Regions from separate parts of the Mus musculus genome. Here all the other regions are linked to region 1. A link is a loop called in an ENCODE intact Hi-C map of the cell type or tissue named here. Cell type or tissue: heart. All regions are shown on one strand. Each heading gives the region's core, and the rest is flanking DNA. Links, peaks and the distances in the headings are about the cores only. Region 1 overlaps Ttc21a (tetratricopeptide repeat domain 21A). Region 2 has its middle 6.5 kb from the start of Ccr8. Region 3 overlaps Xirp1 (xin actin-binding repeat containing 1). Region 4 overlaps Gm33858 (a long non-coding RNA gene). Region 5 overlaps Xirp1 (xin actin-binding repeat containing 1).

Region 1 (6,101 bases), core at 315-5,314:
CTTGTATGACTGCTCTTTCTCCATGATGAAGCCCATGTACTCATAGGCCCGGCAGCAAGACTGCGGGGAAAGCCAGCTAGCACCTCTGCCCAAAGTAGCAGCCACCGTGGTCCTCAGGGTGGGGACCAGGATGGTGTTGAGCAGGAATAACCCAAAGTGTATGAGGGACCCCCAAAATCACTTCCAGCTTTTTGAAGGGTTAACTGTGCACCCACTCTTTACTCAAAAGCTGGCATAACCCCTTCAAATAAAGCCCCTCTGCCAACAGTTCCATCTCCCAGAAGCTAATCCTTGCATATGGCTCATAACCTCTATTATCTCTCTCCGGTATTCTGTTCTCTTCTCTTCCTGGCTATGCCTGACCCTCATAAGCTCGGCCCTCCCTTGGCCCGTGGATCCTGGTTCCGGGCCCTCTGGTTCGACCTCTCCCCACCCTGCTCACCCCTCCCTTATTCTCCCAGGCTAGTTAGCTTTGCCTTGTTATACTGCAGGCATCGGCGCAGTAGCTCCAAGGCCAGGTCGAACTTGCCGCCTTGGCAATAGATATCTGCCAACAGAAGCCAGCTCTTTTCCAGGTCTTCGGCCTCGTCGACCGTCCATGGGACTTTGGCCAGGCGCTTCAGCTGCGTTCGGGCCTTGGGGACTTGCTTCAGGAGTATGTAGGCCTGCGCCATGGCCAGCAGTGCAGGGATGCTGTCCTTCTGCCCACATCCACGAGAAGCAAACATTGGGGCACTTTGGCAGTCACCCCCCATCTTGACCCCTGCCCACTGGAACCCATCCCTAGCCCTCGCACCTCAGCCTGGGCCATCTCGATAAAGGCTCCCAGAGCCACCTCTACATTCGCCTTCTCCCTGGTGGCCAGCAGGCAGAGATTCTGCAGCAGCCGCAGCTGGGTCTGCCCGGATTCCGAGTGTGGGTAAAATTCCCGAAGTAGCTTCTCTGCAGTGCGCACCCCGTGCTGCTGAGACTCCTTTCTACTGGCAGAGCTGTGGGCACAGGACTCATGCTGATAGCCTGCTGGTGGGGCACTCACCTGGCCGCCGCCTAGAAGCTGAAGCCCCGCCCCTCGCCCTCTTACTTGCTGTCACCCACCAGGCTCTCAAAAGCCTCTCCACCGACAATCTCATTGTCAGGGTTCAGACAGATCTGTACCATGTAACAGGTGGCAAGCTGGCCCCAAGTGCTGTCCTTTCGGGCTTTGTTCAGAAACCTCAAGGCTTCATTGGGCTGTCCAATGTGCCTGCAGTGAGAGAAAGAAATGCCAAGAGCCGTGAGGGCATAGACACCAGGTCTGAGGGCTTCTGGTCCTGGAGGCTGCTCTGTCTCCCTTCTACTGAACAAAAGACACCAGCTACTTGCTAAGGGGTCCCACCGATGCCCCTCTGTCTCCTCGAGCCTAACTCACCAGAAGTAAATGCCTTGGCAGTAGTTAAACCCTGGCTCCAAAGGCACCCGGCTAGACACCTTCTTGGCCAGTTCAAAGAAAGCAGGGGCCTCTTCAAGCTTGCCGCTCCGTCGTAGCAGATCGACCAGTTTATTCAATACCAAAAAATTGTCTAAAATAGGAGAACAGAAATCATGCTGGGTGTGGTGGCCGATAACTGCATCGGGCTGGTGTGATGCGGCCTGAGCGGGGAAGGAGTGCTGGATTTTGAGGAGGCCCTAGGAGACACTACTTGTTTAGGCTGAGCACAGATGAGTCTGTATGCAAGCGTGAGTAAATTATATAGTGCTTGAAATAGCTACAGCAGGGTCTGGGGAGATGCTTCCGTCAGCAAAGTACTTGCCAGACAAACATGTGGACTTGAGTTCAAATTCCCAGTGCCCATCTAAAAAGCAAGGGGTGGACTATGAGTGTGGCCACGTGTCTCCTGAACCTCAGGCTTTGGAGGGCACAGATGGAGTAGTTTCTCAGGCTTGCTGGCTCTGGGCCAAGTTCAAGTTCCAAGTTCCACTAGAGATCTTTTTTTCTTTTTTTTTGAAGATTTATTTATTTCATGTATGGGAGTACATTGTCACTGTCTTCAGACACACCAGAAGAGGGCATCAGTTTCCCATTACTGATGGTTGTGAGCCACCATGTGTTTGCTGGGAATTGAACTCAGGGCCTCTGGAAGAGCAGTCAGTGCTCTTAACCGCTGAGCCATCTCTCTCCAGCCCCTTGGCTAGAGATCTTGTTCCAAGAGAACAAGGATGAAGGAGGTAGAGCAGGATCACCCAGTGTCACCCCCTGACCTCTAGGCTCTCTCTCTCTCTCTCTCCCCCTCTCTCTGTCTCACACACACACACACACACACACACACACACACACACACACAGAGTTACACTTACTTATCTTAGGTACTTACACTGTACCTGGCTCTGTGTTCTGCCTGTGACTTAGCTATAGGTAAATATTCTTTCTGTGCCCATTTGACAGATGAGGACAAAGAGAATGGAGGAGTGAAGTAGTTTTTCAAAGGTCACACAGACAAATGATATCAGGATTCAGACCCAGGTGCCCTAACCATGATTGCTGTGCCCGTGGTGACAACGGTGAACTGTCTGGCTCTGTAGCTTGGGCTTCAGGTTTGACCCTTGAAGCAGTTGTTTCATTCAGTAGCAAGTAGGGGCACAGCAACAATCAAGGGAGAACATCTAACTGTTTTTCAAGTGGGTGTGGCCATAGGGGGGAGACTGTTCAGTCCCAGTGGCTGCAGAGATATGGGGACAGACAGGCTGTCCTGACTCCAGTGCCAAGTGCCTGGGTCCAGGAACTGGCCCCTTGGACTCAGGAAGGGCTGCCACGTTCTGGGTTTTTATCAGTTTCCTGCCTCTCTGGGAACAATTGGAAAGAAAGGGGCTTCCTCTGACCAGCCAGGAAGGAGAGGAGAAGGCCCACCCTTCTCTGGGATAGCGGTGCTGGTTGGGTGGGGAAGCAGTCTGCTGGTCCTAGTTACCTGGAGCTTTCTCCAGCACTTGGTGGTAGAGATTGATGGCAGTTTCATAGTTTTGTCTTCTAAACATCAGGTCGGCCAGCATCTATCAGAAGACACACAAGCTGTGTATTCCTGAGAGCGGCATGCATGGGGGCTGGCAGAGAGGAAAGGCAGAAAAGACTCTCCCAGTAGGTAGCCTCCCTGGTCCAGAAAGCCTGTGGGATCCTGGACACCCAACCCGACAGGCAGCTGGAGCCTAGAAGACAACCTACGTGCTACAAAGGGCATGGTTGGAGAAGTGACCCAAGCCCTTGGAGGAGCCCAGAAGATCGTGAGTTGGATCCCAGACATTGGATGGTTGGAGATTGACTTTTGCTTTTGATTTTAACTGTGCCCTGATGTTTTTTCCTCTTGAAGTATTTTAGTGGAGACCATAGTTAAGAGACTTTGAATTTTAAAAGATATTGGACATTTTAAAGGGATTGAACTTTAACATACAAGACTGTGGGACTTTTAAAATTATCTAGATCTTGGTGATGAATAAGAAAGTAAAGGTTGAGGCTTAATAGTGATTTGTTTGTGTGTCAAGTTGACAAGGGGTCAATTGTACTGGCTTGTTTTGTGTGTCAACTTCACAGGCTGGAGTTATCTACCTCCACTGGCAAGGTAGAGATGCAGGACATTTTATGACTCTGCAAGGTGTGAGCCTAGGGTGGCCCTGGAGAAGGTGTGAGTAACAGATAAGTTAGAAGGCCTGACCAGGGAGGGCTATTTCACAGGCTTCCAGTCACCCGACCTTCACCTTCACCTCTTAGTGGGTGTGGTTTCCCCTGAAGTCCATTCAACCATGTCCCGCCCCCACAGCCTCGCGCAGAGGTTGCTGCTGCCCTCTGCTGGCCTGCCCGTCCCTCCCTATGAAGGGCAGAGCAAGAGGCTGGGGGCCGGGTCCCAAAGCCAGTGAGGCATTTGAGGGTCGGCAATTAGAAAGCAGCCTAAATCTGGTCCCAGGGCCCCGGGGAGGTGTGCCGCCTGGCATCTCCTACCACAGCGGCTCTCTCGTGGGTCTGCTCCATCTCTAAGAGGGGGGCACAGCGCTGTTCACACAGGTCCAGCTGACCCAGAAGCAGGTAGAGATGGGCCAGCTCCAGCACCACCTACGACAGACAAGACCAGACAGAGCAAGCAAGCAAGCCAGCGCCGCAGGCTCGCTCGGGAAAATCCTGCAACCACTTTTGACTCTGACTTCCCTCCCGGCCAGCCCGCCTGGCCTATCAGCTGGTTTCTAAAGCAGGCAGGCCCCTTGCCTCGGGCAGATGATGGCTCTTGCCCTCCCGTCCCACCAAATTTCCCTGCCATTCGGTCGGTTTTAGTAGCGGAATGAGATGAGGCCTGGCCAACCCACTAATCTTATCCTTCGGGCCTCTGCGCCTTCCTCTAGGCATTCCTCTGTGCCCCGGACACCAGGATAGATGGCAGGCTTGCGTTAGAGTCTCCCACACGCGTCTGTCTCACTTTCCTCTTGCCTGAGGGCAATCTGTAGGCAAGACTCATGACCTGCCCTAGCCCTAGCCCTACTGATGATACCAAGGCCTAGAACAGTCCCTGCTATGAGCGGTCTGTCAAAGGGTGAACAGTTGCCAGCTTTTTTTTTTTCTTCACACAATACACGTAGGTATATTTTTGAGATTTCATTTATCTCAGGCTGGCCTCCAACTCATTGTGTAGTCAAGGATGACCCCCTGCCTCCACCTCCCAAGTGCAGAGAAGGAAGGTTTGATGTGGTGTTGGGGACTGAACCCAGGACTTTGTGCACACTAAGCAATCACTCTTCCACTGCTGGGCTCTTTCTTCGGTGTGAACTTAGCGTGAACTGGTTCCTCATCTGGAGCCACACCCCTCCCACAACTCTCAGCTGGCTTGGAAACTCAGCTTGGGCTCCATTCCCATGCAGCCTGGCAGTCACAGCTCTTACCATCCCCCCTCACCCCAAGTGGCGGGAACCTGCGAAGGCCAGGAGATCCTGGCTTTCAGAGGCATCTTCCCCATTCTTGCCTCTATAGGTGGCCCAAGGATGGTCCTCCTAGCCTTCCTCTAAGAACTGTGGTAGCTGAGGACCCAGAGTCAATGGGAGCTGCTTCCAACCCTGGAGGCCTCCCTCCCCCTTTACACCTGCAGCTTCTCAGAGAAGAAAAACCTCACTCAGCAAGGACACCCCCAAACTCCTGACCCTGCCTCCAACTTCCAAAGGCTGAGGTGACAGATGTGTACCATCTTACTTGGTTTGTAAGCTACTGGGGTCTGAACCCAGGGCTTTGTGAATGTTAGGCAAGGTCTTTATCAAATCGAGCCACATTCGCCAGCCCTCAGGGTGTCACTCTGAGGGCCACACACCTTACTGTCTGTGGGCGAGTAGGCGAGGGCGTCCTTATAGGATTTCAGGGCGCTGTCGTAATCTTTCTCCGCCAGGTGATGTTCCCCAATCTGGATGCAGATGGAGGCTGCCAGCTGATTCTGGAAGGGGATCATTTCTGATTGCTCCAAAGGAACCCGCTTCAGTATCCGGGACTGGAGGTCCAAGGCCTTGGGGAACAGAAGAGGCTGGGTTCAGGAATGCCAGAGCACAGGCATTTCCAGTGTTCCAGGGCTGGCAGGGTCAGAAAGGGTGCCTTGAGGAGCTCAGGGCCATGCCCTCATCATGCATGAGATAGACTGGCTCTGCCCCTGGGGGCGGAGCAGAAGCACCTTGAGGCTGTGTCTAACTTGCCTTGCTGTCTTGCAGGTTAGAGCAACACACGAGAGGTGCACAAAGCAAGCTGGGTTTTTTTTTGTTGTTGTTATTGGTTTTATTTTATTTTATTATTTTTATTTTTTTAGTAACTGGTGATGTTTTACTCTTGAGACAGGGTCTCTTTCTGCAGCCCTGGCTGATGTGGAACTTGTTATGTAGACAGGGCTGGCCTCAAATTCACAGAGATCTGCCTGCTTCTGCTGCCTCTCTGCATCACCACACCCAGCTCAGGCTCCGTTTTTGTTGTTTTGAGACAGGCTGGCCTGGAACCCCTTATATAATCAAGGAGGACTTTGAACCTCTGACCCTGTGCCACATGCCTGTTTGATGTGGTACTGGAGACAGAATCAAGGGCCGTGTGCATGCTGGCAACTTAACCCATGTCCGTGAGC
Region 2 (6,101 bases), core at 443-5,442, 130 kb before region 1:
GTTATTGATTATTTGAGATTCTTACACCATGCACCCTGATCATGCTCACCTCCTGCTCTGTCCATGGCTGCCCCTCCCCCATGACTTTCTCCCCCACCCCCCAAAACAGATGAAAGTAAAAAGGAAGAAACAAGCAAACAAAAACCAAGTCCTTTTGGGGTTGTCTATATACTCACCAGAGCATGGTCAAACCCCTAGTGGCCAGCCCCCAAGGGAAGGTGAGTCTCCATCTGCCACCGCCACCACCCCCCAGAAGCCCTCAGCTGTGGAGAGCAAGCTACATTTCAGCATCCTTGTCACTTTGTTTTAGTTCTTGATAGGGCTGCCATTTTGGGGAAGTGGGGTTGGGGTGGAGTCTAGGGGTTGTCACAGAAGGCTTTTATGTTCTGCTTTCTCAACTGTGCTTGGTCTGGTTCAAGGCCTCTGGCTTCTGCTACACCATTAATACTGGGCACCTCGGTGAGCCAGAGTCATGGAGGTCCTGTGGCTATAAGGGCTTGGTGCTAGACTCTAGCTGCTGCTGAGGCTACAGCTCCTGCAGCAGCCCCTTCCCCTCACAGGGAACATGGGATCCCACTGAGACACTCTGAGCCCCTAGCTAAAGGACTTCCAGGTGCCAGGATCTTTCATCTCAGGAAATGAGTTTCCATCAAAGGGATATGGACGGCCATGCATCCTGCCTCCAACCTTCTTCCTTGCTTCCTACCTGGAAATCAGAGAGGCCCCTCTGCAGCTTGTGCTGTTGACCTGGCAAGTTTTATGTCAACTTGACACAAGCTAGTGTCATATGGAATCACAACTGAGAAATGTTGCCTTGGTTCGATTATAGGTTTAGCGTCCTTTCTCCCTCTAAGAAACCAATCAGGGAAAAAACCAAAACAAAACAAAACAAATAAAGATAAGAACCTGGTCAGCAAGCACCTGAAATTCCTAGAGTGCCTCCCATGTTCATAAGGCATCTCAGTGCCTTAGCCTTCAACTAATGACCTCTGCCCACCCTGTGCTGGGGAGCCAGCCCCGACAGGGACAGGTACTGGGGTGGGACACAGCATAGGATGAAGACCAAAGGCTGATGACCCCTGGCCTTTAATTCTCTCTTACTGTTCGGGGGGGCCAGAAGCTCATGGTGTCTGGCAATCAACTCCTACTGATAGAAGCAGGGGATTAAGAAAAGAAACTTAGTTACTTGTGACCTTTACTCCTCAAAGCTATATAAGCCAGAGACAAAGAAAAAGGATAAAGTCAAGCACACACACACACACACACACACACACACACGAGACTGGGCATGACCAACTGTTTCATCAATTTCACAAGTGAACATGCATACATACACTTATACCTATATTCATACGTATGCACATACATATAGACAGACACATACAGATTGTACATAGAGACAGACATATATACAAATATATATATATATATATATATATATATATATATATATATATATACACATACACACACATACATATACATTGGGTGGATGGAGCAGAGCCACACTTTATTTTTTTCTCTCCACATTTATACCTTCTTAGACAGAAGTTCTTTATAAAATTACCTCATAGATAAAATGTTACACAAAAGGGGAGTTACAGAAGGATGTTGATAGTTAAGTTCAAAGCAGTGTTTCACTCTCTAAGCTCATTACAAGTTCAAAGTAACAGTTTCACATGGCCTTGCTTTATCATAGTGCACACCTGTAGCCTCACCCTTGGGCCTGACCTAGAATGAATGTTTTTCCTTTATCACACATCTGTCCCAAGCCAGTTTCTCTTCTTAGTGTAATTGTGAAAGCTCATTGGATTCCTTCTTATGCAGCCTTTACTTACAATTCTAGTGAGGAGCAGGCGCATTCTACTCTTGATTCTAACTTCATTCCATCTTTCTGGCAAAACGACTAAAACCATTTCCTTAAACTTTCTTCTTAAAATTGTTTGAATTAAATCAGGAATTCTATAAAGTCATTAAATCATCTAAACAGCACTAATTCAGAAAAGTTCATCTTCATGTTGATCTGCAGAAAGTTTGCTCAATAGAGTGGGCTGATGCCCTGGAATCATTAGACTGTGTAATGGTGACAGGAAAGGCAGATCAGCAGTGAGATGCAATCCTGAGACGAAGTCTCTGGGATCCATACCTCTCAAAGCACACCCATGGCAGCCATGCAAAATGGTGGGCAATCTCCAGGAAACTGATTTGCTGGCCATAACATTTCCAACATGGCTCGTGCTAACATTGGATATTCCTATCCCCTTCCCCAAAGCCGTACAGCCCTCGATTCACCCCAAATAAAGTTGTTCTGTTTCCCCAAAGCTGATCCTGGAGTGTCGTCATTTCCGTTCATACTCACGAGCCATCTGAAACCCTGTTCGTTGGCTCTGCTCTCTCTTCATCCTCATGGGCTGGTGGCCAATGACCCTGGGAAGAAGGGAGACCCGCAAATACCCCGGATCTGGAGTTACAAGTGACTGTGAGCTGACAGGTAAGTGCTGGGAATTGAACCCGGGTCTTCCAGCAAGAGTGGTAAGCATCTTAACTGCCGCGCAGCCTCTCCACCCACAGTTCTCCCTGGTTCTCATGATCTTCAGGGGCTAGCTTCTCAATCCACCCAGCAAGTACACAACAGCTGGGACCCGGGATGTGGCAATGAGCAAGACAGGCAGGGGATCCCAACTGTACCCCACTGTTGCAAGTGTTTACCTGCTTGCTTGTTAATGTGCATTCAATCACATAGTCCAAATGCGGGTTTGCCAGATGAACCCAAAGCATCAGGGAATTCCAGTTCTTTGCAACTGTGGGCAGCTGGTGGTACCGCTAGACAGTGAACAGCAGGTGGCGATAGAGCACAACTTCCTGGTTCTAACCAATTCCTCACCCGGTTCTAGCTTCATTCCCAGTCCCCTTTAATGGGTAAGGAATTGGAAGCAGCAAACAGTTATATCAGTTACCCCAAGTGTGATAACCAAAAGAAAACAAACAAACGCACAAACAAACAAACAAGTCCTAACCTGTCCGCTGTTTATTTCATCACGTTACTAAGATTTTTCGTTTAAATGTATGAAGGGAGTTGACGGGTTCTGTAAGGATATCAGGCAGCTGTGTGGGCAGGCAGGACAGATGGTCCCTCTGTCTCCGCTCACTCCACCCCCTCTTACCCACGGCCTCTTGGAGTTCAGAGAGCTTACCTGAGGCCAGCTGTAAGGGATGCAGCTGGACCAAGTCAGGTCCTTGCCCCATCAGAAAGCTTAGTGTGACTCAAGATGCCCGAGTGACTCTTGCTAAATAAGAACCATCTGAGCAGGACTCCTGGAAGCTGACAGTCTTGAAAAATGTCGGAGGAAGCCCCTCTCCACTCCCCATGTCTCACACACACTGCAGAGTTGCCTGTCCCACCCCACACAGCATGTTGCCCACTGGGTGCTTGCAAGGTTCAGTCAGAGAAGCATGGAGACTGTGAGGAAGATGGTGGCCTTGCTAGCTGATACAACTGATGAGCTATGAGCCTGTGGCTTCGGCAACATCCTACTCTAAGATTCCAACTTGGCAACCTCTTGCCATAACAATAAATAATTTTATCTTTCCTTAAACTTTTTTTTTGTGTGGGGGGGAACAGGGTCTTCTGTATCCTAGGCTAACCTCAAACTTGCTTTGTAGAAATATTTATTCGGCCAGACATGGTGACTCGTGCTTTTAATCCTAGCACTCTGAAGGCAGAGGTATGTGGAGCTCTGTGAGTTCAAGGCTAGCCTGGACTACACAGTGAGTTCCAGGATAGCTAGGGCTATATAGATAGATCCTGTCTCAAACCCACCTACTTACCTCTCAAAAAGAACACAAAGGAAATTTCATAATAACAAAAGAGGCTATTTGGTTTAAAAACATGCAGAACAATTCTTTATTTGTCCATACTAATAACAGCTTCAGTGGCTGGAGAGATGGCTCAGTGGTTAAGAACACCAACTGCTCTTCCAGAGGTCCTGAGTTCAATTCCCAGCAACCACATGGTGGCTCACAACCATCTGTAGTGGGATCCGATGCCTTCTTCTGGTGTGTCTGAAGACAGCTACAAAGTACTCATATAAATAAAAAAATCTTAAAAAAAAAAACAGCTTCAAAACATACAGTAAAAACAAACAGAATTAAAATGGAAAATAAATAAGCCATAATCAGAGTTGGGTGTTTTGCAGTGCCTCTCCTATCGACTCATGGGATAAACAACCAGGGGGAAATCACCAAGGATTCAGCCTGTGCAGCCGCTCAAAGGGGAAGGTGCCTGGACTCCATCCCTGAGACCCATGCGCTGGGAAGACAGGGCCAACTCTTGCAAGTTGTCCTCTGATCTGATCTCTACACTCATAATAAATCACATTTAAAAAAAAAAAATAAGATAACAGTTGTGCCGGGTGGTGGCGGCACACACTTTTAGTCCCAGTACTTGGGAGTTCGAGGCCAGCTTGGTCAACAAAGTGAGTTCCAGGACAGCCAGGGCTATACAGAGAAACCTTGTCTCAAAAAACCAAAAATAAAAAATAAATAAAAATAAAAATAAAAATAAAAGTTGTTTTAAACAAATAAAGAGTACAAAAGTCTTAGTGGGCAGACATTTTCTTCAGTGATGTGACCAGTGGTAGTTGCTCTTGTTCCTGCAAAACGCTCTTCACCCACAGACCTCTGAAAGCAACCCTCATTAAACTCCCCGATTCACAAAAGCAACAAGATAGCTGCAGAAAGGAAAAAAAAATCAGAAAAAGAGCGAGAACACAGAAGCCTCGAACTGCGTGACTAGCTACCTGCAGAAGCAACCTGTTACCTTCACGGGTGAATGGAAACCATGTCTTGCATCATAAAATAATTCTTGATATATCTTAAAGGAATAAAACCCTATGTGTATGTTCTCTGAGAAGAGTGTAAGTAAATACTGTATGAAGTTGTCGTGGTTTTTTTCTTCTCAATGTTATGAATTCTTCTTTACTTTCCAGAATAATTTGAATTCTTGATATAATAACATTTCTGCTGGTTGTGGTGGTTTAAGTGAGCCCCATAGGCTCATATATTTGCATACTTAGCCCCCAGTTGGTGGTGAAGTGTTGAAAAGGATTAGAAGGTGTGTTGCCTTGTTGAAGAAGCGCTGTCTCTCTGTCTCTCTCTGTCTCTCTGTCTCTCTGTGTCTCTCCTCTGTGTCTCTGTCTCTGTCTCTGTCTCTCTCTCTCTCTCTCTCTCTCTCTCTCTCTCTCTCTCTCCTGGCTGTGGATCAGGATGGAAAGCTCCTAGCTGCTTCTCTCACCATGCCTCCCTGCCTGCCACCCTGCTCCCCGCCATGGTGATAAACCCTCTGAAGCTTTGAACAAGCCCCCAGTTAAATGTCTTCTTCTATAAGTTGCTTTAGCCACGGCGTCTCTTCACAGCAGTAGAACAGTGGCTAAGGCAGGAGTAGACGACTACTTCTCAGACTTCTGGCTAAGACCAAACTTAAAATGTGTAAAATGCACCCCAAGTGAATACTGAGACAATAGACGATTCCAGGAGCCCATATAAAAACCAGGCTCAAAGCAAATAGGTGAAATGAAAATAAAAACAGAAATCAACGAGCAGAGGAGACAGGAAGTCAGCGAGGCCAAAGGCTGGCTCGATGCAGAGATTTAAGCAACAGATAAGTCCTACAAAACTGATCTAGGAGAGGGGAGGGAGGGAGGGGAGGAGGAGACGGGGGTGGGGGGGGGAGCCACAATGATCAGTATCAGGACCAGAAAGGGACACCCTCATACTACAAAAAGATTGTTCAACAAAATTAATTGTCAAGAATTCGTACTCATGTACTTGTGAACTTAAGGAGAATAGCAGAATTTCTTACAAACCACAAGCAGATAAAAAGGCTGAACGCTTCCATTTGGTAATTAAATGCAAATCTTTGTACAGAAGTACCCTGGATTGGTTTATTAATAAGTTGTATCAAACCTTCAAAGAGCAAGTAATGCCATTTTTTCACACAAATACCTTTTTTTTTTTACCATTTCAGAGAATAGATTTTATTTTACTCTATTCTATGTGTATAAGTGTTTTGCCTGCAGTTATGTATGCTCCCTATATGTGTT
Region 3 (6,101 bases), core at 494-5,493, 56 kb before region 1:
TAACAGGTCCTCAGAAATAACAGGACGTACCTGTACCACTGGCCCATCATTCTGGCCTGGAGTTCTGATTGTTTTCTGTTTTGTTTGAGACAGGATTTCTCAGTGTAGCCCTGGCTGTCCTGGAACTCGATTCGTAGACCAGGCTGGCCTCGAACTCAGAGATCCACCTGCCTCTGCCTCCAGAGTGCTGGGATTAAAGGTGTACGCCATCACCGCCAAGCAGAAGTTTTGATTTTTCAGATGCAGCTATGAGCCCGGGACATAGCTCAGCTGGTTATGTGCTTGCATAGCATGCACAAAGCCCTGGGTCCACCAAATAAAACCAGAAAAGATGCTGCATGTTTGTAATCTGTGTCAGGAGGGTCTGAGGTCCAAGGTCATCCTCAACTACTCGCTAAGTCCGAGGCCAACCTGAACTGGGTGAGACTCTGTCTGAAAAAGAGATAAAAATGCTGAAGGCCAGAGACCCAGGACAGCCAGAGCCAAACCATGGCCCAGGGCAAGCCCAGTCCCCAGCTATTGCTGGTCACGGTCTTAGCATAACCGGCCCCAGCAAGCAATGTTGTGCCCAGGCTAGCCTGTGAGTAACTTCCCTCCTGAGGCAGCTTTGGTAGAATGACTTTGTCCCATGGGGACATCCTCCAGCTAAGCCTGGGGTGACTCAGGATGGAGAGATCAGATCTGAATGTGCCCAATGGTAGGCATCTAGAGCAGGCTGGTGCCTAAGAGGGTCCGAGGTGGAGGTGGGTGGTCCTGACTTGCTGGCAGTGCTGAGTGACTGTCTCGGCATAGGGGACCTGCTCATGGACAGTTTTTGAAATTACTATACCCTAAACCTGCCCCCCCAAACCTGCCCTCAGAAGTCTCAGGCCAGATGAGAGTGGAGCCGGGAAGCCTGAAAGCCTGCCGCAGCCTTTTCTGAGACCTCAGCTGAGCCTCCATGGGCAGCCCCTGTCCCCTTGCTGGGTTTCTGTATCCCCTAACAACAGGCCATTAGATTCTTTGGCCTCTGTGACCCTAGCAAGGATTCTGGGGATCCCTGGGAGTCTGAGCTGGGGACAGCTGGCAGTCTGTATAGGAAATCTTCCCAGGCCACTCTCATGGTGACTAGATAGAGCAGAAGTGGGGACAGGCATGGGTTTGTGTGTGGTCTCCTACACAGAGCTCAGAGACAAGAGGGACCACCCTGAGGTTTTGCTTGGGGCTCCATAAGGGGATATCAGATCTTGCTTCCTCATATCCTCAGTGGAGAGGCCAGAGAGGGAGTGGGGCAAAAACTCTCCCTTCTCCTCCTTCTGAGGTAGGAGGTCAGGAGGACAAGAGGTCAGGAATATGCTCTGTCCCTTGTCACCAGCGTCCCTGCTTTGCCGCACATCCTCGGATGCCTTTGGGCAATTGGTATCTGCAGGTTGGCCTACAGGGCAAATACCTTGGTACTTCACAGGAAGCAGAAGTCAGTGTCTTCCAGAAGCCCAAAGTATGGAAAGGGCATGGGCACACCAGGTCTCCCTGGCTGAGTTGGAACCTCTTTCTGAGTGCTATGATGTCTGCCGAGGCCTGGACCTCAGCTATATTTAGTGCTAAGTGCAGGGCGGAGCAGTGGATTGGGGTAGCAGGAGGGGGCACATATTTTACATTCTTTTTCTAATGGCCTCTGGGGACTGTCATAACACCTGTCGCAAGACAGATAGGACATATATGAAACAGAGCAGAAGACGGCTGGAGGAGTGTGAGGCCTCTGAGGTGTGTGGAGAGTTAGGGAGAGGCATGCCTTGCTGGAAGCTGGGGCAGGATATAGATTCTGGCTCGAAGTCCTCCCTGCCCTAGAGACTTTCCAAGCTATGCTTGCTGGTACACAACTGGGGAGGGCATTCTGTGAGCCAGGGCAGGCCTCTCATGTCCAGAGCTGCTTAGGCAGAAATGACCTTAATCCCACAACGTTCTATCACACACACATACCCTGGATACATCACCTTCCAATTCTCCTAGAGATGCAGGACTGGAGGGGTTCGGGCTCATGGCAAATAACAAAGCCCAGCACACCCAATCCTACAATTTCCTGGGAGTCAGGCCTTCAGTAAGGTCTAGGGACTGGAAGTCAGCACAGCCTATATATAACTCATTCTGCAAGATCTGACCCGAAACTCAAGCTTCTTATCCTTAATTGCAGAGAGCTGTGGGAAAAAGAAAACTTAGGACTGGCAAGGTGACTCAGCTGGGACAATGCTTGCCTAGAATGCACGAAGCCCGAGTCCAATTCCCAGCATGTGCACTGGTGGCACATTCCAGAAATCTCACACTTGCAAGGTGGAGGCAGGGGGAAGTTCAAGGTCACCCTCAGTTTGAGAACAACCGGGGTTATTTGAAACCCTGTCTATATGTAAAATGAAAACCCTGACCTGGAATTCAAACATTGGCTCTGCCCAAACATGAGCAATTCCCCCTTCTTGGGCCTCTACTTTGCCAGCAAGGACCCAGGGGCCTGGGAAAGGTTGGAGAGAGCCAAGAAGTGGAGGTTAGAGAAAGGTTTCTAGTAAACATGCTAAGCGCGCCCTCTGGTGGTGTACATGGGAATTTCACCACTATAGGAAATGAGTCTTCATTTAATTTAGGTTTTTGCCAAGACAGCAACTCTTCAGCGCCCTCACTACTTGGGAGTCTGCTGAGTATAAATTTTGGTTGTTTGGTTGGTTGGTTTTGGTTTTTGGTTTTTGGAGACAGGGTTTCTCTGTGCAGTCCTGGCTGTCCTGGAACTCACTCTGTAGACCAGGCTGGCCTCGAACTCAGAAATCTGCCTGCCTCTGCCTCCCAAGTACTGGGATTAAAAGCATGCGCCACCACTGCCTGGCAGAATAAATGATTGTGACAGAGGGAGACGTAGGTGATTCATCCAGCTTTCCTACTGGATATTTGGATCCCTCCAGGGGCTGGAAGGAGTCTCCAGGCTAGCTGTGCCCTGCTTGATCCCACTGATCCAGGTGAAACTAGGAAGCAGGGACTCATACTGATGAATGGATGGACTATCATACTCCAGCCCCAGAGTGAGCCCCAGGCTAGAGATCCAGAGATGTGGGAGCCCCTTAGTAGTGGCCACACAGTCCCGAGCCTTTCTCGTGCTAGTTAACCCAGGAACTGCTCCTCACTTAACTCAGGTTCTCCCCTTCTTCCCAGAAGGATGGCTGATGCCCAGATGCAGGTAGCTCCTACACCAACCATCCAAATGAGGACAGAAGAGGACCTGTCCCTCCCTCATCCCTCAGCCCCAGAGGGTCTGCCGCCACCACCCCCCAAAGAAACCTTCTCCAAGTTCCAGCAGCAGCGGCAAGCCAGTGAGCTCCGGCGTCTCTACAAACACATCCACCCTGAGCTTCGGAAGAACCTCGAGGAGGCTGTGGCTGAGGACCTGGCGGAGGTCCTCGGTTCGGAGGAGCCCACTGAGGGCGATGTTCAGTGTATGCGCTGGATCTTTGAGAACTGGCGGCTAGATGCCATTGGCGATCACGAGAGGCCGGCTGCCAGGGAACCTGTGTCAGGTGGCAACGTCCAGGCCACCTCTCGAAAGTTTGAGGAAGGCTCCTTTACCAACAGCTCAGATCAGGAGCCGGAGGGACTCCGGCCATCAGGGGGTGATGTCCAAGCTGCCAGACAGATGTTTGAGACCAAGCCACTGGATGCGCTGAGAGGCCAGGAGGAGGCAACACAGACAACCATGAGGGAACCTGCAGCCACTGGAGATGTACAGGGAACCAGAAAGCTCTTTGAGACTAGGCCCCTGGACCGACTGGGCTCCCGCCCCTCTATCCAGGAGCAGAGTCCTTTAGAGCTGCGCTCAGAGATTCAGGAGCTGAAGGGCGATGTGAAGAAGACGGTGAAGCTGTTTCAGACGGAACCTCTATGCGCCATCCAGGATGCCGAGGGCACCATCCACGAAGTCAAGGCTGCCTGTCGGGAGGAGATTCAAAGCAATGCAGTGAGGTCTGCTCGCTGGCTCTTTGAGACCCGACCTCTGGATGCCTTCAACCAGGACCCCAGCCAGGTGCGGGTGATTCGGGGGATCTCCCTTGAGGAGGGAGCCCTGCCGGATGTCAGTGCAACTCGTTGGATCTTTGAGACGCAGCCTTTGGATGCCATTCGTGAGATCGAGGTGGACGAGAAGGACTTCCAGCCATCTCCGGATCTCATCCCTCCTGGCCCAGATGTTCAGCATCAGCGACATCTGTTTGAAACCTGTTCCCTGGACACTCTGAAGGGTGAAAGAGAAACAGAGGCAGAGGTGCCACCCAAGGAGGAGGTGATTCCTGGCGATGTCCGCTCTACACTCTGGCTATTTGAAACAAAACCCCTGGATGCTTTCAGAGACCAGGTCCAAGTGGGTCACCTGCAACGGGTGGGTCACCAGGAGGGTGAGGGGCTTGTGACAGAGTGTCTACCCAGTAATGGTACTTCGGTGTTGCCTCTGTCTCAGGGTGTCCCCCAGAATGATGGGTTGAAAGGGGATGTGAAAACCTTCAAGAATCTTTTTGAGACCCTTCCCTTAGACAGCATTGGGCAGGGTGAGCCTTCAGCCTATGGGAACATAAACAGAGGACAAAACACTGATTCTGCCGAGCAGTCCCAGGGTTCTGACGCCCCGGTATATGCTATGCAGGACAGCAGGGGACAGCTTCATGCCCTGACTTCTGTCAGCAGAGAGCAGGTAGTTGGAGGTGATGTTCAGGGCTACAAGTGGATGTTTGAGACACAGCCCCTGGACACGCTGGGTAGAAGCCCCAGTACCATCGATGTGGTACGAGGTATCACTCGGCAGGAAGTGGTGGCTGGGGATGTCGGCACCACTCGGTGGCTCTTTGAGACGCAGCCATTGGAGATGATCCACCAACAAGAGCAACAGAAACCAGAGGAGGAAGAGGGGAAGGGTCCAGGAGGCCCCCCCCCTGAGCTCCCCAAAAAGGGTGATGTACAGACTATCCGTTGGCTGTTTGAGACCTACCCTATGAGCGAGTTGGCAGAGAAGCGAGAATCTGAGGTCACAGACCCCGTGAGCAAGGCTGAGACACAGTCCTGCACCTGGATGTTTGGGCCCCAATCTCTGAACCCAGCAGAAGGCTCTGGGGAGCAGCACCTGCAAACCAGCCAGGTTCCGGCTGGAGACAGGCAGACAGACAGACATGTCTTTGAGACTGAATCTCTGCCAGCCTCAAACCAATCCAGTGGGAGAAAGCCTGTAAGGTACTGCAGCCGGGTGGAGATTCCTTCCGGGCAGGTATCTCGGCAGAAAGAGGTTTTCCAGGCCCTGGAGGCGGGCAAGAAGGAGGTCCCGGAGACCACAATCAACCTGGGGTCCATCCCCACAGGCTCTGTGCATAAATTCACCTGGCTCTTTGAAAACTGTCCCATGGGCTCCCTGGCAGCTGAGAGCATCAGAGGGGACAACCTCCAGGAAGAACAGCCAAAAGGCTCTGCAGGCCATGGGACACCAGAGAGGCAGGAGACAGCAGCCGAGAGAACCCTTCGGACTTTGCATGCCACCCCCGGCATCCTGCACCATGGAGGCATCCTCATGGAGGCCCGAGGGCCAGGGGAGCTCTGTCTTGCCAAGTATGTGCTCCCAAGCCCAGGGCAGGGGCGCCCCTACATACGGAAGGAGGAGCTGGTGTGTGGTGAGCTTCCCAGGATCGTCCGTCAAGTGCTGCGCCGGACAGACGTGGACCAGCAGGGACTGCTGGTTCAGGAGGACACAGCTGGGCAGCTCCAGCTCCACCCACTCACGCTGCCAGGGCCTGGTGACCCTGGGAATATTGAAGACATGGACCCTGAGCTCCAGCAGCTGCTGGCCTGTGGCCTGGGAGTCTCTGTGTCAAAGACGGGGCTGGTGATGCAAGAGACAGGACAGGGCCTAGTGGCACTGACTGCCTACTCCCTCCAGCCCCAGCTTACCAGCAGGGCCCCTGAAAGAAGCAGTGTGCAGCTGCTGGCCAGCTGCATAGACAAAGGAGACCTGCACAGCCTTCACAGTTTGCGGTGGGAGCCGCCAACAGACCCAAGTTCTGGACCTGCTACTGAGGAGTCCCAGAGGGTCCCCCAAACTGAGAGCATCATAC
Region 4 (6,101 bases), core at 465-5,464, 110 kb before region 1:
CTAGTTGAGTTCAAAATATTTATAAACATGATTTCTCAACTATACAAAATATAAGGATGCAATATGAATTACATGAGGGACTTGACTTCACAGACCTAACAAAACAGAGGCAGCATCGATATAGTCAGCTTGTCAGAAAGATCCAGAAAGAGATAAGGAAATTTAGACAGTGGTGATCCCAGGGCAGGACCTCACCCAGCTAAGTTTATTGTCTGTGCTTGCAAAGGCAGGCAGGCCTCTGAATTCATTTGCAACATTAAAAAAATATATATTTATGCTGGCTATTTTTTCCTAAGAGTCAAGGGTCTAAGGACATGGAATGCTGATTCATGGGATGGTCAAGATGGAACCAGGAGTAAATTACTGGATTGATATGTAGATAAAAGACTGGGCCATGGTCTACAAGGAGAAAGCTACTGAGAGAACTGTTTGGAGAACAAACACAACTCTTTAAGAGTTTTTTTTTTTCTAACAAGATTTCTGGCTTTTGTCGGAAAATCCAAGAATTTATTCTAGCAACTTTTCTGACTTTGGTGGGAAAACCCACGAGCTATCCAGAGAGCTTTTAGGATTTTTTTTTCCTAGCAGGAGAGAGCTGTCTCTAGCAGAGAGCTGTCTTGAGCAGACTGCAGAGCCAAGCGCTATCTACAGAGCTGTCTGGGGAGCCATCTCCAGCAGAACACAAGGCTGTCAGCTTGAACCCTGCGATTGACTTCAAGTTGTTTCTTTTGCTGCCCCTAAGCACTCCTTCCTCAGGAGCCCCTCTTCTAGCTAAAGCTGATTCCTAGTACACATATACATGAGAACACACATCAATAGACACACAAGCATTCATGCACAGATATGTACATACACACACTCACACACCACCATATACACACAACTTACACACGCACATACACATACAACTCACACACACATACACACACAACTCACACACACATACACACACAACTCACACACATATACACACATTCATATACACACACAGCACACACACACACAACACACACACACAGACCAGAGTTTGCTGTGCCTACAGAGGCAAGGATTTGTCATCAGCTGCAGAAGAAGAAACGACAGAGGGCTTTGGTGGAGAGAAGAGCACACGGCCATAGTGTTTATCAGACAGACTTGGTAGTGTCCTTAGGAATGTCTGTTGTCTGTGGGGCCTGTTTTGTAATTTACTGAGGCAGCAGGGCAGTGAGGAAACTCGCCATCCCAAGAGGTCCTTCCATCTAAGTTTAACCCAGAGTTCCCACTCCCAAGGTAGGCTGTGGAGACCACAAACTGTGGATGACCAGCTACAGAAAAATACTGATTCAGGAGACTGTTAAGTAGAGAATGGCCTTCCAAAGCCTCCCTCTCTCACAGAGGCAGCAGGACACCTCCAGATACTGCTGATCCTTATTTCTAATGGCCGGCTTTCCTTTACTGGCTGGAGCAATTGGTTCTGAGAAAATGGCCGTGTTGGTTTTAATAGGTGACTTTATTCTGAGTTCCCATGTGGGCATATATATATAGTCTCATAGTGAAAATGTTTCCGTCAACAGCGCACCACGACTTCAATGGTAGTTCCAAGAGATCATATCTCCTAATGACGTGGGTGCTTCTCAGTTTGTGTAAGGGCACCCTGTGATATCTGATAACGACAGAAGTATCTAGTGACATCTTTCTTAGGTGAGTCTCCTCTGTTAAGGAACACATGACTGTATGTCACATGTACCTTTTCTTCATACAGAATAAGAACTGCTGACTGGGAGTGGAAATTGAGAATTATTTTTGGAAATAATTATTGGAAATTGACCTTGTTTTTCTTCAAAACCTCTCCAGCGCTGAGAGACTGAAGTGTGCTCTCAATGTCATGTGACCCAGTTCTGGTGGCAGCACAGGATCCTTAGGCCTGGGAGATAGCCCCTAAAATACTTTCATTTTCCTTCCTTCCTTCCTTCCTTCCTTCCTTCCTTCCTTCCTTCCTTCCTTTCTTCCTTCCTTCCCACCTGTTCTCTCTCTCTCTCTCTCTCTCTCTCTCTCTGTTATTGTTCTTTTGGTTTTGTTTTGGGGTTTTTTTGGTTTTTTTGGTTTTTTGGTTTTTTGGTTTTTTTTTTTTTTGGTTTTTCAAGACAGGGCTTCTCTGTATATCCCTGGCTGTCCTGGAACTCACTCTGTAGACCAGGCTGGCCTCGAACTCAGAAATCCGCCTGCCTCTGCCTCCCAAGTGCTAGGATTAAAGGTGTGTGCCACCACACCCAGCTTTTTGTTTCATTCTTTTGAGACACAGTTTCTCTGTGATTCTGTGTAGCTTTGACTGTCCTGGAACTCACTATGTACACAGGCTAGCCTGGAGCTCAGAGGTCCACCCGTCTCTGCCTCCTAAGTGCTGGGATCACAGGCGGGTGCCACCACCTCCCATCCTAAGTACATTCGTTTCTTGTTTTTAAATTTATTTTTTACACTCCATATTCTATCCCCCACCCCACCCCCATGCACCCTCCGACTGCTCTACATCCCACACCTCCACCCCACCCCACCCCGCTTCCAAGTGGATGTTCCCAACCCCCAAGCCCACCTGACCTAATCTCCCTGGGGCCTCCAGTCTCTTGAGGGTTAGATGCATCATCTCTTACTAAAGTACGTTCTCAAATGCATAAATGGTTGTTCTTTAGGAAGCCATGGGAAATCCTCACTTTGTCAATAGCAAATCTAGAGATGTACATTGGGAATCTGACTGGTCCCAGGTCCTCTGGGCCCTGAGTTCACTTCTGCTCCCTAATGTGTGGCACACCTGAGAATGTGCAGCTCATAAGCTGATGGGTGGAGCCCAGATGACACCCCGGCCCGCAGGTGCACAGGGCAGACTTAGATTGTCTGGTTCTCAGCTCTGGCTCTTTGACCTGCTGCCCAGCCTGTCTCAGCCCAGGCCTCAGGCAGCAGTTCACCTCATTGCCTCAAGAGGGAGCTCCAAGGTTGCCAAGATAGGAAATTGTTGGAAGCGGGTGACTGACCAGGCCAGCCTTTTCCTGTCCCCAGCTGCAGCTGCCCCCTTGGAGAAGCAGTGGTGGCCACTTACTCTGCCTGTGGGCCCTGAGGGCACCTGCTCTGGGCTCTAGAACCTTACAGAAGCCACCTTGTTTCCAAGGCCAGATGTTGCACATGTAAATCTCTGATGTGAGTGGCAGGTAGCCTCAAGTTGTCCCTTTAACTTCCTTCAGCTTCAGTCTCCTCACCTGAAAGGAAAGACTGAAAATTCAAACACAGGTGCCAACCAGGGAGAAAGGAGGAGAGGCAGGGAGGGTGGGGGATGGGATGGGAACCTGAGTAAGATACAAAGATACAACAAAAACTCCAAACCGTTCTTCTGAGTGGGCAAACCGCCATACACGTAACCTCAGCACTTGGGAGGTGGAAACGGGAGGATCAGGAGTCAAGGCCATCCTCAGCTCCATACTGAGCTCCTGGATAACCTGATAAATTAACATCTGACTTTATATCTCAATCTCCAGGGCTACTGTGATAACTGTGACAATCTGGGGCCTTTGTTTTGTTTCTGATGATTTTGGAGCCTGGAAGACCAAGCTCCAAGTGTCAGTGGATTCGTTCTGAGGATTCAATCTGTGGGTTGCAGGCAGCCATGGCTCACTGTGTCCTCTGTGTCCCCGTCCCCCCCCCCCGCCCCCAGGTTGGTCTCAAACTTGGATGAGCTTGGAGTCCTCGTCCTCCACCTCTGAGTGCTGGGATGGTAGTTGTGCCTCGCCTCACTGGCTTGCAGGTGCAGGAGATCAACCCAGAGCAAGCACTGTACTTACCAAGCCACACCCCAAGTCATCATTTTCAGAGGAGACCCTCACATGTGAGTGAAGGCTAAGTGTAGCTTGGGAGAGAGGGTGGACTGTGAGGGGGGCAGGGGGGGCAGCCTTTGGAACACCAGCAGCTCTGTCCTTGGTCTGGTGCCGTTTCCCTGTTCTGGTAAATTCTGACTTCACTACTGCTTCCTAACATAGGGCACAACTGAGAACATAACAGATGCCCAACCTGGACCATTTCCCCTTATTTATCTACGTAAAACTGAGTCTCGGTACATTCGAGTTGCAGGATCCACCTTAGCCTCTGGGTAGTGGGGAGAGGGCACACAGCTGGGTGCTCCCCCATTAGAATTTAAGATGATTTTTTTTTCCTAGTAAACAGAGCTTTCAGAAAAGCAGAGAGAGAAGCCTGTCTGACAGGGTTGGGTGGTAATGGGGATGGGCTGCAGAGAATGCGGAGAGTTCTAAAGGACCCTGGATGTCAGCAAAGCCCAGGGAAGGGGGCAGCTCTACTTGGCTCCCTGACAGTGAAGCATGTTCTCTGCCACCTGGTCCCTCTCCTGGAGCCGTCCCTGCAAAAGTGAAGCCTGGATCCCTAGGCAGACATTGCTCCTTCTTCTGTGAGCCCCCAGCTTTTTAATCTCTTACTTATCCTGCCTGGGTAGAAGGTGTTTTTGCCACTGCTACAACTTACACCAACCTGGCCTCAACTATGTCGGGGTTGTTGCTGCTGTTTCGAGATAAGACCTCCCTCTGTAGCTCAGGCTGGCCTCCTAGTCGCAGCAATCCTCTGGCCTCCAAGTCGCAGCAATCCTCTGGCCTCCAAGTCACAGCCGTCCTCTGGCCTCGGCCTCCCAAGTGCTGGGATCCCAGGGATGAGTCATATCACCCTCCAAGGGGGCAGTGATTAGTGGTGGTGATCAATAATTATTAAATAGTTAAGGGCTGTGGTGGTAGGAATGGAAATGGCTATCCCACAGCTCATGTGTTGGTTAACTGTTTGGAAAGAATTGGTGGGTGTGGCCTTGTTGGAGGGGGTGTGTCACTGGGGATTTAAAAAACCATTCCCAGTGTGTCTCTCTGCTTCCTTCTTTTGGATCAAGATGAGGATTCTCAGCTGTTCCTTCTGCCGTGCCTTTACTCCACCACCATGGGCCCTAACTCTCTGAAGCCATAAGCTCAACATTTCCTTCTTTTATAAGTTGCCTTGGGTTTAGCTGAGTATCACAGCGTGTTGTCCTGGGAGCTTGTCCTGGGGTAACAGAAGAGCTCAGAAGTTCTAGCTTGGAGGGCTGAGGTGAGAACTTAGATCTAGAATAGGCTGGCCACAGAGCAAGAGCCTGTCTCAGAAGCAAGGGAAACCTTAGGCAACATCTGATGGTTTATTTTGGAATAAAAAAGAACTTTTGCTTCCATTTGTTTTGTTTATTTTGGGTTTTTTTTTGGGGGGGGGTTCTTCATTATTTAGAGAATACTTTATTAGTTTTTGTAATCAAACCCACGTAGATAAGACCTTACATATTTAACACAGTGCATTGCCCCTGTACAAATGGGGAAAAAATTAAGTCCAACATTTCTAGACCAATATGGCTGTCCATTTCTGTTCAATGCCAACTCAACACAGTAAACTGGATACTTTTTTCCAAAGTTGACAGCACTTTTGCTTCCATTTGTAATGCACCGTAGTTCAGCCACCTCCAAATGCTACTGCTTAGAAATACTTTAATTGGGAGCTCGGTAGTTAAAAGCACTGGCTGCTCTGGAAGAGGGCCTGGATTTGATTCCCGCCCCACTATGTGACTCACAACCCTAGTCTCAGGGGACCTGGGATGCCCTCTTCTGGCCTCTTTGGGTCCAAGCATGCATGTGGCAGTGGCCATACAGACAAACACTTATATCCATAAAATAACAAAAATAGGTCTCGAAAGAAATAGTTTAATAGGAGGCTGGAAAGATGGCTCAGTGGTTAGGAGTGCTCACTGCCTTCTAGAGGTCAGTGTGGGTCCCAGCACCCACGTCAGATGGCTCACACCCACATATAGCTCCAGAGCCAGGGATCAGTGCTCTATTCTGGACTTCATTTATGCTATATAGACTGTACACACACACACACATGCACACACATACATGCCCACACACACTTGCACACACACATGTGCATACATACATGCCCACACATACATGCACACACACTTGTGCACACATACATGCCCACACACACTTGCACACATACATACCCACACATACATACCCACACACACTTGCACACACATGCACAGATGGATGAGGTACAGTCTG
Region 5 (6,101 bases), core at 741-5,740, 48 kb before region 1:
CAGACCCTAGCCAGGCTGCTGGACATCGAAGAAGCAGTGCACAAGGCTCTTAGCTCCATGTCTAGCCTCCAGTCTGAGGCTCCCACAAGCAGCCATCCACAGGGAACTACAAAAGATCCCAGTGTGAACAAGGTCTCAGTCAGTAGCAGAGCCATACAGACAAGCTCCAGCCAGGTCAGAGATCCACCCCTCGTCAAAACCCAAGAAAAGGCCGAGAGCCATCCTGAGGACAAGATGAGAAATCACGCAGAGGCCAGAGGCCAGGCAGCAGTGAACGTCCTGCCCTCCAGGAGGCTGGAGACACTGAGAGGAGCCGAGCCTGGCCTCCTACAAGTCTCTCCTCCCTGCACAGGATCCTCCTCTCCAACTTTCATCTCAGTCCAATCAGCTACAAAGAAGCTTCCGGAAGCTTCTAGCCCTCAGGGAAGCCATTATATCTCAGGGAAAAATACACACCTAGGTCAGGACATAGGTCAAGCCCTGCTCTACCAGAGAGATATCCAGGATCAGGCTGGGACAAAGGAGATGTGCATCGAGGGCGCTGTGCTCACAGGGCAGCCAAAGAATGTTCTGGAATTCCAGACTGGGTCAACTACCTCCAAGTCCTATGGAGCCATGAGAACAGTGACCGAGCAGTATGAGGAGATGGACCAATTTGGGAATACAGTCCTCACTTCCTCCACCACCATCACCCAGCACGCAGACCCACTGACGGACCCCAGACCCCAGCTCTGCCTGCACACTTCTCCCATGCTAAGGCAGTTACTCCACAGCCCCTCCAGGCTCAACAGTGACCTGGCAGAAGCTGAGATAACATGGACTCCCTGTAACAACTTCCACCCGGCTGCCCAGTGAGCCCCTCTGTCTCCCACCAGTCTTGGGTACCTCTCCCAGAGCTCCCCCAGGACTGAGTCATGGGCCTACCTCCAGCACATGTGGAACAAGGACCAAGAAAAAAACGTGGCCTTCAGAGAGCTCACGAGGGCTGTTTGCCTTGTTAGTTCTTGGAAAAGAGGCAAGAAACATAAAGCAGCCATCCACAGGAAAGCCGGATGGGAGGGACAGGACCTGACAGGTGCTTGTGGAGAACTAGCCCACACTAGCCCAGCTCACACTCACACATGTGAGCCTGCACCTCATTGCCTAGAGCTGGAGGGTCACCCTGCACTGTGTCCCTCCATAGCCAGCCTTTTTCTTTGGTTATGGAATCTGGCTGCCTTAATCCCTGGTGAGGACCCGGGGCTGAGCAAACTGGACATGACACTGCTCTCTGTTTGAGATTGGACTAAAGGCTCCAGAAAAACCCGGGTGCCTGCCTCTTCATCGCCAGTGGTCCAAAGGGCGCAGAGAGCGCACTAGCAGTCAATAGTGTTCCGAGAAGCTGAATACACGACCCTTCCTGACCCCATCACCCCCACTCTGCACCCCGAATGGGAAAAAATGACCCAAAAATAAACCCAAAAGAGATTCCCTATTTTGTGTGTCCGACTGTGTATGTGCTGCCCCAGAGTCTGCATTCCCAGGGAATGCAGTCATGATCACCAGGTGTCTGCCTTGACTGGGGCAATACAAAGGCTAAAGCTTCAGCATTCCCCAACAGTACGTCAGAAAACAGAAAGGCCCCGCCCACTTCCCTGCTCTGGGTTATTTGTGTACACACATCCACCATACTTTATCTACACACTCAGATACACATACCACACATACATATGCACACCACAGGCATACACACGCCATATGCCGCTCTAATACATATGTATACACACGCAGATGTGTACCACAGGCATCAACTCGCCACAGACCTACACGCTGCTGCCCCCTCATCTCTGCCTCCCTCCTGATGTTCTTAGATGCCATTCCAGGGCAAATTCCTAAAATCCTGGCCCAGAATGGGACAGCCACCCCGTACCTCGAGGCAAAAGGGGTGGGAGCATTCCCACTAGAATTCCCATGCCCAGAGTGGCCCAGCCATTTCTTGTTCACAGAGGGTAGGTACTGTGTGCCAAGCAGGGGGTGTTCTTAGGGAGGGAGCGATCAGATCCTGGCTAGAAAATGCAATGATTTTAGTGAAAACCATTCTCCCTCTCTCTCAGAAACCACTGAACCTTCTATGCCAGGTCCGTTGTAGGTCACAGGGATGACAGCAAGATCCCGTGGGGTGCTGTCTGAGGAGACTGACTTTTAACATGAGGAGGAGAGACAAGAAAGATGACATCAGAAAGAGGGTGAGTGCCTAACTTTCCACTCAGAAGGCATGAGTCATGAATCATGGCAGTGTGACCATGACAAAGAATAGCCTCAGAGAGGTGGCAGGGGCGGACCTCCTTAAGGAAGAAACATCTGACATCTGAATGTCAAGAGAACAGAACTCAGGGTGAGTGGTGTGCGCATTTCGGAGGAGGAGTCAGGAGGCTCACAGTCACTGTTAGCAACTAGTAAGTTTGAGGGCCAGCCTGGGCTGCATTAGACTGTCTCAAAAGAAAGGGTGTGAGAGCCAGGTATGCTGGTGCACCTCTTTAATTCCAGCACTAAGGAGGCAGAGGCAACAGGTCTCTGCGAGTTCAAGGGCAGCCTGGTCTACAAAGCAAATTTTAGGTTAGCCAGGGCTACATAAGGAGACACTGCCTAAAACAAAAGTGTGGAAGTGAGTATACACTCAGTGGCACCTTGTTCACCTAACATGCAAGCTCCTAGTAAGTCAATTCTCAATACCACAAAAGATAAAACACCTGTACCAGGTAACTGCATGTTCCCCCACCTTGTCTCTCTCCTACACCTTCCACAGGCTCTCACTTGACCACTGGGCCCAGCAACTTAACACACAGGAGTGTTCTCTTCAACGTCCTCATCTGTCAATGGGTGTGATGGTGGAACAACCCTGTGAACACTGTGAATTAACAAGTGTTAATAAAGCCGGGCGTGGTGGCACACGCCTTTAATCCCAGCACTTGAGAGGCAGAGGCAGGCAGATTTCTGAGTTCGAGGCCAGCCTGGTCTACAAAGTGAGTTCCAGGACAGCCAAGGCTACACAGAGAAACCCTGTCACGAAAAAAAAAAAAAAAAAAAAGTTGGCTGGCATTCATTCTTAGTACTGCAATTTAGGAGAGAGTTTTGTTTTCTAAAGTTTGAGACACGGTCTTGAAACTTAGCCTGAAGATCAAGCTAGCCCCGATTTTGTAATCTCCTGCCCCTCACCCATCTGTACTGCGGATTACAAGTGTGTACCACCCGGCCCAGTAGCTTTGTTTTCTTATTTTATTCGGTTTTGAGGATCTTGTATCAAACTGACTGGCCTCAAAATTGCTCTGTGGCTGAAGATGATCTTCAGCCCCTGATTTTGCCTCTATCTCTCAAGGTTTGGAATCCGTGGGCATGTGACCACAGCCTTCTGGAATATTTTTTAATATCTCCTTCCTCACCTGCAGGGGGCGTGTGCCCGGTGTTGTTCATCTAGTCAAACGAGCACACAAATGAACGAAACGATTGAGTCAATCTGTGGATTCACGCTACTGGCATTCAATAGCGCTTCGTGCCAGGATCTGTACAGGGTGCTAAAAATAGAGATGAACAAGGCAGAATTCATTCTTGACCTCACAGGACTGACAGAGACAAATATATAAGCAGATTAGGTCATTTTACACAGAAAACTGTGTGTGAAAAACAAGGTCAGTCCGCAAGGGCAAGCTGAGTTTGGGTGGTCTAGGATGCGTTGCTGCAGAGCAACCGGAGCAGAAGGGGCGGGTGAGCGCTGCTGCAGAGCGGCGGGTGCAGAAGGCCCCGCCCCGCCCCGCCCCGCCCCGCTCACACCTGCAGCCGCACCTGCCTTCGCACCTGCCCAGGCCCCGCCCCTCTCCACACGCGCAGAGCGCGCAGCGCTCAGACCCCGCCCCCGGTGCCGACGGGGCGTGTTCCCACGGCCGTCGTCAAGGTGACGGTGACGTCGCGGGCTGTAGAGTTCGGAACGTTCAGGCGGTGGCTGGTTGCCAGGAAACGCCCGGCAGGCGTGCTGCCAGGGCTGGCTCTGCGAGCAGACGCCGGGCGCCAGGACGCGCCGTCCCGGCCAGCCCTCGCGCGGAGCCTCCCTCCCAGATTCCAAACGGATGCCGGTTCCGGGGCTCACCCGGGAGGGCGCCTGGTCCCTCGATGCTCTGTCCTTGCCAGCGTCTGGAATTCGTCCTCTGCTTCCCGCTTTCATCTGTCTCTGCCTCCCCAGTATGATGCTCTATATCAAAGCAAGCAAAATGTTAAGGGCCTTTACTAGCCAGATAGCTCTGCTGATAAAGGCGCCTATGGTGCAAGCTTGGCAACCTGAGTCCGACCCAGAATGCAGGTAAAAGTGGAGAGCAGAGAATCTACAAAGTTATCCGGTGACCTCCACACATAGCAAGCGACATCCTCACCTACCCACACACAGCATGCACACACAATCATAAAAGATTGAAATTTTTTATCATTGGTGATGCGAATGTGTGTATTTTGACTGCCGTCTGTGCTAAGAACTGAACTCCATTTTCTGGAAAAGCAGTGCAAGCTCTCAGCCTCTGAACCATGCCTCCAGCCCCAGTAACAATACATTTCTTAAATTAGTTTTAAATGTTAGAGTAGTTCACACCTGTGACCCCAGTCTCTGGGAAGCTGAGGCGAAATATTATGCCAGTTTGAGAAGAGTCTGGCTACATAGTAGGTCCTTGTCTCAAAAAGCCAAATATACATAATTATGTATTTTTTTAAAGTTTTAAAAGGAGAAGCTAGCTCACTCATTTAATCCTTCCCTTCTTTGGGAGGCAGACAGATCTTTGTGAATTGGAGACTAGCCTGGTCTACATAGTGAGTTCCAGGCCAGCCAGGATAACATGGGATCTTGTCTCAAAAATAAAAGTCTAGAGATACGGCTTGGTGGTAAAGTATTTGCTTAGCCGCCAGGCGGTGGTGGCGCATGCCTTTAATCCCAGCACTTGGGAGGCAGAGGCAGGCGGATTTCTGAGTTCAAGGCCAGCTGGGTCTACAAGGTGAGTTCCAGGACAGCCAGGGCTATACAGAGAAACCCTGTCTCAAAACAAAACAAAAGCAAAACAAACAAAAAAGGTATTTGCTTAGCATGTTCAAGGCCCTGGGTTCAAAGTGCATGCATGCACGCACACACGCACACAGGTACACACACACCTCTCCTCCCTAATGCAATCCCCTGGCTGCCCAGGTTACTAGGTCTGGAATCTAAACTCTCTTGTAGCCTGTAAGACCAGAATGGCTTGCCTCTCCACATTCTTCTATAACCCCCCCAGGCCCCAGCTCCTCCTTACCCTCCTCCTCCAGTCATAAAACACACTGGTTGGTTCCTGCCCCAGGACCTTGATCCTCTCCATCTATCCTTTTTCTGGAAGTTTCCTCTCCCAGATCTTCATTGAAATCCTCCATTTTGATCTCAACCTAACTTCCCTCTTGAAAGGCTGTCCACCTCAGGAATATTGTGGTGCGGTCTTTCCTCGGGGCATAGCAATCTTCCACTACCACCACCTTGGAGTACAAATTACCTTGGGTTGGTAGCCATGGCAACTCATTGAGCAAAACAATACAGTGATAAATGTACTTTAATGGAGCAGTTAACTTTCCTTAGAAGGAGACTGCCTAAGGTCCAGGGAACTTCACCCAGAATTCCAGCCATGACCCCTCCTTCTCCCTATGCCAGGCTGCGGGTCTCTGGATTATAAGAGAATATACCGAGAGGGGGACTCCAAGGTGAAGCTCCCATGAGCTCAGGATTCACTACTAGGCGGGACTTTCCCATGATGCAGTGTCACCCACGCTGCAGTGAGTAACTCTCATCTGTGCTCTGGAAGTTAGTCCAATAAACTCATTTGTCTTGCAAGTCAGACTTGGGTGGGATTGTTACTATGTTCATGTCTCCCCTGGAAAAGTTAACCACACGCCCAGCCCTTTCCACCCATCTAAACAGGAAGGACCTCCTCTGTGTTTCCATGTCTTGTCAGGTTTTCCCTAAAACCCATCAGCCTATAAACTGAGGGCAGGAGCTGCCCGGCTGCAGGGCTGCAGAACCACAGAACCAAGGCTGTGTAGCTTTTCTTTCTTCCTCTCTTCTTTCT

Evidence for each region. A loop is a pair of places that touch in the nucleus more often than their neighbours do. Peaks named below come from ENCODE experiments on the same cell type or tissue, not always from the same donor. Only the 100,000 strongest peaks of a DNase experiment are listed, where the experiment ranks them.
Region 2: it touches region 1 in a loop (2.5-fold over the local background); 5 of 42 quality-filtered maps call a loop at or near these places.
Region 3: it touches region 1 in a loop (4-fold over the local background); 21 of 42 quality-filtered maps call a loop at or near these places.
Region 4: a loop joins it to region 1, with 10 times the contacts of the local background. A loop is called at or near these places in 14 of 42 quality-filtered maps.
Region 5: it touches region 1 in a loop (4-fold over the local background); 21 of 42 quality-filtered maps call a loop at or near these places.

The regions. Positions count from the first base shown.
Region 1 is chr9:119,961,155-119,967,255 of GRCm38, reverse strand. It overlaps Ttc21a (tetratricopeptide repeat domain 21A), which reads right to left. Exons shown (of 29, transcript NM_028735.3): 20 at 5,313-5,501; 21 at 3,965-4,075; 22 at 2,943-3,024; 23 at 1,409-1,559; 24 at 1,082-1,243; 25 at 797-989; 26 at 477-701; 27 at 1-60. Among named protein-coding and RNA genes, the nearest start is that of Csrnp1, 20 kb to the left of the region's middle. In heart, for the core only: no CTCF peak of the experiment used is centred there; DNase peaks (open chromatin) are centred at 835, 2,795 and 3,775; H3K4me3 peaks cover 1,654 bases; H3K27ac peaks cover 2,824 bases.
Region 2 is chr9:120,095,621-120,101,721 of GRCm38, reverse strand. No RefSeq gene overlaps it. Among named protein-coding and RNA genes, the nearest start is that of Ccr8, 6.5 kb to the right of the region's middle. In heart, for the core only: a CTCF peak has its summit at 2,829 (motif pointing right); no DNase peak of the experiment used is centred there.
Region 3 is chr9:120,016,890-120,022,990 of GRCm38, reverse strand. It overlaps Xirp1 (xin actin-binding repeat containing 1), which reads left to right. Exons shown (of 3, transcript NM_011724.3): 2 at 3,172-6,101. The coding sequence starts at 3,176. Among named protein-coding and RNA genes, the nearest start is that of Xirp1, 3.7 kb to the left of the region's middle. In heart, for the core only: a CTCF peak has its summit at 2,560 (motif pointing left); DNase peaks (open chromatin) are centred at 1,570, 1,690 and 2,420; H3K4me3 peaks cover 2,192 bases; H3K27ac peaks cover 2,089 bases.
Region 4 is chr9:120,070,210-120,076,310 of GRCm38, reverse strand. Gm33858 (a long non-coding RNA gene) reads right to left here. Exons shown (of 3, transcript XR_003948274.1): 3 at 5,260-6,101. Among named protein-coding and RNA genes, the nearest start is that of Cx3cr1, 5.0 kb to the right of the region's middle. In heart, for the core only: no CTCF peak of the experiment used is centred there; a DNase peak (open chromatin) is centred at 2,950.
Region 5 is chr9:120,009,128-120,015,228 of GRCm38, reverse strand. Xirp1 (xin actin-binding repeat containing 1) reads left to right here. Exons shown (of 3, transcript NM_011724.3): 3 at 1-1,474. Gm33800 (a long non-coding RNA gene) reads right to left here. Exons shown (of 4, transcript XR_871355.3): 3 at 4,121-4,222; 4 at 3,079-3,551. Among named protein-coding and RNA genes, the nearest start is that of Xirp1, 11 kb to the left of the region's middle. In heart, for the core only: a CTCF peak has its summit at 3,432; DNase peaks (open chromatin) are centred at 2,248, 3,528 and 4,008; H3K4me3 peaks cover 1,331 bases; H3K27ac peaks cover 1,818 bases.